2 separate regions of the Homo sapiens genome follow, and region 1 is linked to region 2. The links are chromatin contacts, found by POLR2A ChIA-PET in ENCODE. All regions are on one chromosome and are shown on one strand. The core of a region is the stretch at or near the end of the contact, and the rest is flanking DNA. Distances in the headings are between cores, read along the strand shown.

The links. ChIA-PET counts read pairs that join two places held with the same protein, here RNA polymerase II (POLR2A).
Region 1: POLR2A ChIA-PET joins it to region 2 with 20 read pairs in A673. The contact joins two enhancer-like sites. POLR2A ChIA-PET finds 5 or more read pairs at or near these places in 2 of 52 experiments (A673 and Caco-2).

What each region holds. Positions count from the first base shown.
Region 1 is chr10:77,980,563-77,985,154 of GRCh38, forward strand. POLR3A (RNA polymerase III subunit A) reads right to left here. Exons shown (of 31, transcript NM_007055.4): 25 at 3,643-3,736; 26 at 3,358-3,450; 27 at 2,091-2,255; 28 at 1,592-1,756; 29 at 866-997. Among named protein-coding and RNA genes, the nearest start is that of POLR3A, 47 kb to the right of the region's middle. RefSeq lists an enhancer at 3,492-4,592. Within about 2 kb of position 3,343, at least 3 of the 41 ENCODE cell types and tissues checked have a DNase peak (open chromatin) inside an H3K27ac peak, as active enhancers do.
Region 2 is chr10:71,844,222-71,848,963 of GRCh38, forward strand. All of the region lies in intron 1 of PSAP (prosaposin), which reads right to left. It also overlaps the pseudogene RNU7-38P. Among named protein-coding and RNA genes, the nearest start is that of PSAP, 4.7 kb to the right of the region's middle. Within about 2 kb of position 2,735, at least 3 of the 41 ENCODE cell types and tissues checked have a DNase peak (open chromatin) inside an H3K27ac peak, as active enhancers do.

The sequences.
Region 1 (4,592 bases), core at 2,093-4,592, 6.1 Mb after region 2:
TTATGGCTCAAAGAACTAAAAATAAAAGAATGTAAAAACCTCAAGTATGAAGAGAATTAATTAAATTTAGGTAATTCTACTCAAAGGAATATTGTGCCATAATTTAAAAAGTATATTTATTAAAACCATGAAACAAGATGGAAAACATTTGTGATGTTAAACAAAAAGTCACAACAAAAACTGCATGCACACAGTTTCCTGCGACTAAAGCAAAAGATGCATAAAGAATAGGACTTCACAGAAGACATCGAACCGACAGCCTCAGGGTGGTAGGAAATGGGCCATTTCCCTCACCTGGTTTCTAAATAGTCTGTAATACTCTATCGACTTGTTTGGGGAAGCCTTATGAAAACCTGCTGCCCTAAGGCACAGCTAGAGGGAAATACGTTTTTTTTGGAAAAGAGAGAAAAAAAAAATCAAACCAACCAACCCACCTCAGCCTCCCGCCCCCAACTTCAGATCATGTTAACTTATTTTTTCCTGGGAATGGCTACAGAAGAGTGATGGATGGGTTTAATAAGAAAGAAACACCTCAACTTGCCATGGGACTCTCTGGGCTTTGGCAGTGGCTAATTTTGCTTTAGGATGACATTCAGGATGAGGACGGAACCAAGCTCCAGCTCTCTTCACTCCACCGACTGGGTATGAGTTTGCCATGAGGCTGTAACTCTCATACTGGGATTTCACCAGGACACTCAGCCTGACCAGCATACTTTGGTTTTTGAGCAATGTTCACATCTTATTTTCTCTCTATGATGGTCCTCACAGCAGCGTATTCTACATGTCTTAGAAACTCCACAGGCTTATTCTCCTGAAAGTGAGTTTCGGGATGCCCAGGCAGCCCGGGGGCCTCCTGCCCACATACCTTGTAGGTCATGAGGTCGGAGAGCAGCATCACGTGCCTCCTGTCGATGCTCATGCCGTGGTTCACCATGGTGTACTGGATTTCATTGATGATCGTTGTCCGGGCGGCCTCGATGCCCAGAGTTTTCTCCACCTACAGAGAGCCAGTAATGAGCAGAAGCAGCCCCTTCCGGGAGGCCACTGCAAATTCTCTCCACTTTCTCCTCTGCCCTGCAGTTTCAAAGCAAACCCTGTGCCGTTTTCCAGAAATGGATTGCTGGGCAATTTTCAGTTGCAGACCCACGGCAAATGGGATGGTCAGAGAAGTATGCTGGGAGGCCGGGCACAGTGGCTCATGCCTGTAATCCCAGCACTTTGGGAGGCCGAGGCGGGCGGATCATGAGGTCAGGAGATCGAGACCATCCTGGCTAACATGGTGAAACCCCATTTCTACTAAAAATACAAAAAAAAAAAAAAAAAAAAATTAGCCGGGCGTGGTGGTGGGTGCCTGTAGTCCCAGCTACTCGGGAGGCTGAGGCAGGAGAATGGCGTGAACCCGGGAGGCAGAGCTTGCAGTGAGCAGAGATCACGCCACTGCACTCCAGCCTGGGCAACAGAGCAAGACTCCATCTCAAAAAAAAAAAAAAAAAAAAAAAAAAAAGAAGTATACTGGGAATCAGTGGAAGGCCTGCAGATGGCACAAGGAAGACAGCCTAACCCTAAGGCGACCCCGTGGGCTGAGTGGTACCTCATAGGTGTTATTGGAGGTGGTTCGGGTGCCCTTCACACCGTGTGTGGCCATGACTGCCCGCAGGTTATCACCTTCCACCAGAAGCTTGTACTTCTCCTTTCCACTCTGCTCGTCAATGTGGATGACAGCTCTGGACACCTCTGGAATGCCCTGCACCACCACCTGGATTCAGAGACAGAGAAAGCTGTGAGGACGGGGTGAGCCATGCCCTGGGCTGATCACCTTGATCACCCCAGCTTTCAGCAGTGGTCATCTGTTAACACACTAGAGCTAGTTTTAGGGATAAGGGAGAACAGAAGTTGTTCAGGGGACTGCACCTCATCCTAACATCAGTTTTTTGATAGAACAGAGAGGAATCTAACAGACTAACTCCTTGGGGATAAGGCCAAGAAGAAATTAAGAAATCGGACTAAGTGACAAAGCCCTTAGGTCCCAGCCCTGGGTGTCACACCACAGGGAGATGCTGGGTCTCCATGAGAAGCGACTTCTGTTTCACCTTGGGGAGATCCTCTTTCAGGAACTGCAGCACGTAGTACATGGAGCTCTTGCTGTTCTCTCTGGGGGTGACACACACCACAGCCTCACCATGAACAGCCACATCACCGGGCTTCACACGGAGCTTGGATGTGCAGATGGAATATCTCACTGTCTCAGCGTTCACCTGCAACATGGCCAGGTGTAGGTGTTACTGATTCCAGTGTTGTTCTTCGTTTATTTCATTGTTGCCCCTCTAAGAAGTCCTTTTAGTCAGGTTTGTTCTAAGCACCCCCCACCCGCACCATGAAATTAATACCATAAATATGCTACATATGTTTTATGTACTATATGTGTATATATATCTATGCTTTATTCATAAAAAGAGTAGTTTTTTTCACCCACGACAAAATATTTGCCCTTGAAAATTCATGCTCAGTTCATGGCAACACACGCAGCCTCTGTGGGAAGCTCTAGGGAGGCTGGAGGTTGGAGGCCAGGCTAATTAAAAGCTTCCGTGGGGCCTCCCCTTTACCTGACACTTTCACAATGGTTCATGTGCTACGTTCCTGGATACAACTCATCTCTTCTGCAAAGGAGCCACAAGGCAGGCAGCAAGAGACAGGCTAGAGAAATCCCCAAACTGGAGAGCAGGTTGCTGCATTTGAGTCAACTGTTATATGGGTAACATATGAACTTGATGCGTGAGAGAACGAGCTGACAGAATGTGTTTTAAGGGCTAGTACAGCTTTAACTACCCGAGAGAAAGAAGAGGGTGTCGGGAAGTTACTCAGTTTGTACCCCAAGTTGGTCTGTTTGTGAGAAAGGCTGATCATCTTTCAACTGTTGCCTATTACCCATGCATGCCAGTTTAAGAAGCCAGGTTAATCTCCCCATCTAAACACATTTACTGAACTTCCTAGGCTAGCTGCCATGCTGGGCGCTGGGGATCCACAGATGAGTAAGACACAGCCAGCCCTAGGGTCCTTCCAGACACTGGGAAGAGGGACAACAAGACCACTTATCATAATACCGTGTCACAGTGAACTGGTATTGCGGTCTGCACAAAATTTCAACTAATTTTCTGTGTGTCTTTAGATGGGTATATTTGTATCAAGGTCAGGTTTAGAAAGAAAATGTGAGGGGACAACAGAATCACAAAAACCAGAAACCACACAGAAGGTTCTGCAATGCTTCCTCTGTCTTGCTTAGCTCTTGCCCTAGTTTATCAGTACCTATCTTGGGACTAACAGGATGACTTCCTCTCTACATTTAATTATGTGACTCACTTCCAGTCTCAGAAGCCTAATCCGTTCCAGGGAGAGCTTGACGAGAATAAAGCAGTCATCAGGAAGAAACACTTCTTCAATATACTCGGAAATCTGGAGTGTCAAAAGATCAGACTGTTAATCAGCCGCTTTCCCCTTTCCTAAGAGCACACGACTGCTTGCTTTTTTGAAGAGCTTGAGTAGTGTGGACGCCACAGGCTGGTCAATAGATGGCAGCTGATTTTTACACTTCCTTGCAACATTGCTGAGCTAGTTTTCTTGTTATCAATAGGGATTTCTTCTTACCTCTCCCAAGAGGGTTTTCTCAATTCTCCCTTTCACGAGGCGAGCATAATCCGCGTCGTCATCCTTGTCTAGCTGTGCTGTGATAATTGGAGTGCTGTTGAGAAGCAAAGGAAAAATGGCACTAGCACAAGGGAGGAGGCTGTTTGAGGACTACTGCTTTGTTAAACCCAAGTGCTATTTAGAATCATAATGTTACTAGCAACCCCAGTTTACTGAGCAAGCTCTGCCTCCCAGGTTCATGCCATTCTCCTGCCTCAGCCTCTGGAGTAGCTGGGACTACAGGCGCTCGCCACCACGCCCAGCTAATTTTTTGTATTTTTAGTAGAGACGGGGTTTCACCATGTTAGCCAGGATGTCTTGATCTCCTGACCTCGTGATCTGCCCGCCTCAGCCTCCCAAAGTGCTGGGATTACAGGCGTGAGCCATTGCGCCCAGCCGACTATCTTTCATTCAATGCTACGTATTATCATTTTGTTAAATATAGGTCATAGGTAAAAATCATTATTTTTGTCATCGAAGGCATTGTAATACATTTCTATTTCTTCTAGCCTTAGATCAACTAGAAATCCCATCATGAAATCACCAGGGGCTCACAGAATATGACCACAGGGCAAGTGGCAGACATTTCAGTCAGGCCTAGTTAGGCTGGAATAATGACATCAAAAGGATGAAATCTCCACTGACACATTGCTCCAATTTTTCCAGTCATTTTAAACATTTTCTCTCTTCATGTTACTTGTGGCCATAACAAAACCATTGCTTCTATTTTGACTGTATCCAGTTTAGACTTTTTCTTGAGTGGCTTTTTTAAAAACCAAAATAGGATTAACACAGCAAGCATGCCACCCAGAGTTTAAGACACAGTCCTATGAGGATATCACACATATGCATGTGACACGGGGATCATTGTTTCTCAGGAAACAGGACAGGCATGTGTGGAACAAGAAGGA
Region 2 (4,742 bases), core at 1,485-3,984:
TAGTTACTCCACAACTCAGCAATTCTGCTCTTAGACATATGCCCTAGATAAATGTTTTCCATGTACACAAGGAGACATGTACGAGAATTTTTACAGAAGCAGGCTGTAATAGAAAAAACTAGAAATTATCTAAATGTCTATCACTAGAACAGAAATGATACAGGCCAGGCTCAGTGGCTTATGCCTCTAATCCCAGCACTTTGGGGGGCTGAGGTGGGCAGAACACCTGAGGTCAGGAGTTTGAGACCAGCCTGGCCAACATGGTGAAACCCTGTGTGTACTAAAAATACAAACGTTAGCCAGGCATGGTGGCGTGCACCCATAATCCCAGCTACTCGGGAGGCTGAGACAGGAGAATCACTTGAACTCAGGAGGTGGAGGTTGCAGTGAGCCAAGATCACACCACTGCACTCCAGCCTGGGCAACAGAGCAAGACTCTGTGTCAAAAAAAGAAATTACATAAATGGAATACTATATTGTAGTGAAAATGAAATAGACCTACATATTTTTGTAGGGGGCTTTCCAGTAAAAACCAGAAAGCCTTCTAGACAAATTCTAAAAGACATAACAGTAATCTATACATTTTCAACATAGAAAAACCTCCCTAGCAAAACAAAAAACTAACCTAACAATATACAGTGGTCCCTCCTTAACCATAGCTTCCTTTTCTACCGTTGCAGTTACCCACGGTCAAATGTGGTTTGAAAATGTATTCCCACAGTCAAATGTGGTCTGAAAATGTATCCTGAGAAAGACCACATTCACATAATTTTTATTATATATTGTTTTAATTGTTCTGTATTACTAGTTGTTGTTAATCCCTTACTGTGCCTAATTTATAAACTAAACTTTATCACAGGTATGTATGCATAAGATAAAACATACATATATAAATAAGATTTGGTCCCACCCACAGCTTCTGGCAACCCCTGAGGGTCTTGGAACATAACCCCCAAGGATAAAGAGAAAGACTATTTATTGGATACAATATTTGCAAAATGTTTAAAATATCCAAAACAATACTCTATACACACTGCTGAAGCTTCCAGTCACATGTATGGAAGGAAAAAGACCTAACGGGGAGGAAAAACAAGTCCAGGAAGGTGGCTCTCTACGGGGGCAGCTGGGTTATCAGGTTCCATTTCTTAACCTGGGTGTTGCGTACACATGTTTATGATAATCACTTTTCCACTTTTCAAATGTTTCACAATTTAAGGAGCAACAAGCAAAACAGTCAGTAGAATATACTACTATTTGTGTTAAAAAGAAAAAAGGCAGAAGGAACTCACACATGGGATGTACCTCTGCAAGCTTCTAAGGGAGCTGCTACCAGGCTGTTTGGGGAGGGCCTGGGGACAGCAGTGGCAGGGACAAACCTTGTACTCTATACTCCATTCTACTGACTGACCTGGCTTCCCACGTCCATCTATTATCTACTCTAAACAGCTCGCCTCCATTTACGAATGGGGAAACCGAACTAGGGGGCTGGAACAGACAACCTCAGGTCCAGGATTAGTGACAACAGATCTAGACCCAAGCATTCGGGTTACCAGGAACCAGCTCTGATCTGCTGGGCTGCTCTGATGTCAAGATCCCCTGGCAGCTAAACCTAGTTTGGCTACCTAGACTATGAACTGCCTGCCAACTCCCTCCTAACTGCTGTCTACCTACCCTGGCTTGTTTTCCTGACTCACTAATTATACCCAGCATGTATGTTTTTAATAAGTCAATTTAATTTTGTTAAAGTCACAACGTCCTTTGAAATTAAAGACGCCAAAGGAAATCACAAAATCAAGGGCAGAAAATAGGCCGCTGTGCTGTTGGGGACAAAGATATTGACAATACATTACTTTTATTAGTGGTACAGCAACAAAGAATACTAACTAAGCCCTTTTCTGTATTAACCTAATTTATTAAAGCTAAACAGCAACCCAGTGAAATAGATGAGTAATGCCACTTTACAAATGATGAAATACGGGAGAGTTTAAGCAACTTGCCCAAGGTCGTACGGCTACTGTCAGCAATGAGATAATGTGAAACTTCCACTCCACATTATCATCTTGTCCCAACATACAAAATTACAAATGCCACAAAGTTATTTTTTTGGAACTTCATGTAATAAAAAATAAAGCAATTAGTACTTTTGCAACAGCCAAAATCTTCATCCCAATCACTGTATTTATCATCATTGTTTTAAAGCCCTTAAAAAAAAAAAAAAAAAAGCCAGGTGCGGCGACTCACGCCTGTAATCCCAACACTTTGGGAGGCCGAGGCAGACAGATCACTTGAGGTCAGGAGTTTGAGACCAGCCTGGCTAACATGGCAAAACCCTTTCTCTACTAAAAATACAAAAATTAGCCAGGCATGGTGGCAGGTGCCTGCAATCCCAGCTATCAGCTACCTGGGAGGCTGAGGTATGAGAATCACTTAAACCCGGGAGGTGGAGGTTGCAGTGAGCTGAGATGGTGCCACTGCACTCCAGCCTGGGCAACAGAGTAAGACCCTGTCTCAAAAAAAAAAAAAAAAAAAAAAAAAGGCAAGCAGGGCAATGTAATTCTAATTAGTACTCTCTTTCATTGATCTGAAGAATATCCAGACCCTCCTTCCTGGTGGCAGAACCAAAAAGGAGCCAGAAAGCAAGGCTTACAGCCTGGTAGCCAGTAACCTAGAATCTCTGCTAGAAGCTGCCTCCAAAGCTGCCATGCACACCTGTCTAAGTGGCTTTGGTCTTGGCCTTGAGAACTTCCTAAGCATGCCTCATTAGGTGCTGTTCCCAGCCAGCAACACCCCGCCCTACCCTTCCACTTCCCCACAGCTGCCTGGACATCCCATGGTCTCACTCACCAAGAAAATGGAAGACCAAGTTCTCCTTTCCCTCATCTACAAAATGCCACACCAATCAATCCAACACACTTCAACTCTCATAGTTTGTTCTCAAAACAACCTGTCAGGGCCGGGTGCGGTGGCTCACACCTGTAATCCCAGCACTTTGGGAGGCCGAGGCAGGCGGATTACTTGAGGTCAGGAGTTCAAGACCAGCCTGGCCAACATGGTGAAACCCCATCTCTACTAAAATACAAAAAATTACCTCCCATTTACCCGAGTGTTCAGGGAAGAGGGTCCTTTGGTCAACTAAATATTGTGGTTAACCATAAGCCCATATATACCAGAGGTGGATTTTATAGGCATGGTGGTGGGCACCTATAATCCTAGCTACTCGGGAGGCAGAGGTGGGAAAATCGCTTGAACCCGGAAGGCGGAAGTGGCAGTGAGCCGAGATCGCGCCACTGCACACCAGCCTGGGGACAGAGCAAGACTCCCATCTCAATAACAACCTGTCAGGCTTCTCCCTTTCGGATGCCTCTCTCTCACAAGAGAGAGCTGCTCTCCTTTCTCCTTTCTTCTGCCTATTAAACTTTCTGCTCCAAAAAAAAAAAAAAGAAACAAAACAACCTGTCAAATGTACTTCAAGGACTTGACAAATCACTGATTTGTTAAAACAAACCCTTCTTTCTTCAGGAATTATACTCTTATTTTCACAGAATAAAACTGATTTACTATTAATAAACAGGAGATTTATCCAAAATCCCTGACAGGCCAAGACCTGAAGTTCCTACTGATATTCAGCAGGCCAGGCTATAAATTCACATGTTATTGAAAGAATATATATAACACCTTCTAGCATCCCCAGAAAACATAACTGTCTTAGCGTGGTGTAGACAACATTCAGCAGGCTAGCCACCACACAGCTGACAGCTATCAGGGCATCTAAGCTTCAGGGAGCACCTGCCACATCCCAGGCACCATCCCTCATGCCTTACACCTAGCTGATGAACACGCTCCTTTTTCCACCAGAGGACTCACCTAACAGCAATACCCTCCATGATCCCATTTGTAAAAGATCGAAACTGCAGCCTTCACATCTATGGTGTTCAAAGGTTAACAATGTTTCCTTCGGGGCAAGTGGGACAGGGCAGTGAATGGGTGAACAGGGGCCTCTGGATGCTACTGCACTGCTCCCCAACCTCGGGGGCTGCTCACTTTGTGGTAATTCATCAAGTTGTCTACTTAATCGTCCACGTATGTAACTTACACTAAGTTTTTAAAAGTTAAGAGGTCCATGTGGACAGAGGGATATGGAAAAAGCGAGCACTGTGGAGTCTTGGGTTCTGGTCCTGGCATCCCCAGTAAATGGTCTATGATTTGGGAGAGTCACCTCTGGGCACCTCCAGGTCTTCATTCCTTACAAAGGGGTCAGATTACATGCTCTCCAATTCTCTCATGGTGCCATGGCTTTGCTTTCGCTTTTAGGTGGGGAAAAAGGAGGGGCAGCTGGATGGGCAGAAAAGTAACTCAAAAGCAAGTGTCTCTACCACCAGGACATCACTGAAACACAAAATACAAAGCCCATCCCGATTCAGGGTGGCATTCTGTACTACGACAGTGTCACGAAGAAAGTTCTAAGTGCCTCTCGGGCAGCAGACAATGGCTGCAGTCACCAGGCACTTTCACTAACAAAACTCATTATCATGTCTAGAAATTTTAGGAGTAACATTTTCACAATATCACAAAGGGGCCAGAGCTGTGAAGGCCAGGGAGCATTCAAACACTGTTATCAGCACTGACTTTGGCCTAATCCTAAAGGTAGGACAGCAAAGTTAAACCAAGGCCATTACAATACCTCCCATTTACCCGAGTGTTCACGGAAGAGGGTCCCTTGGTTAACTAAATATTGTGGTTAA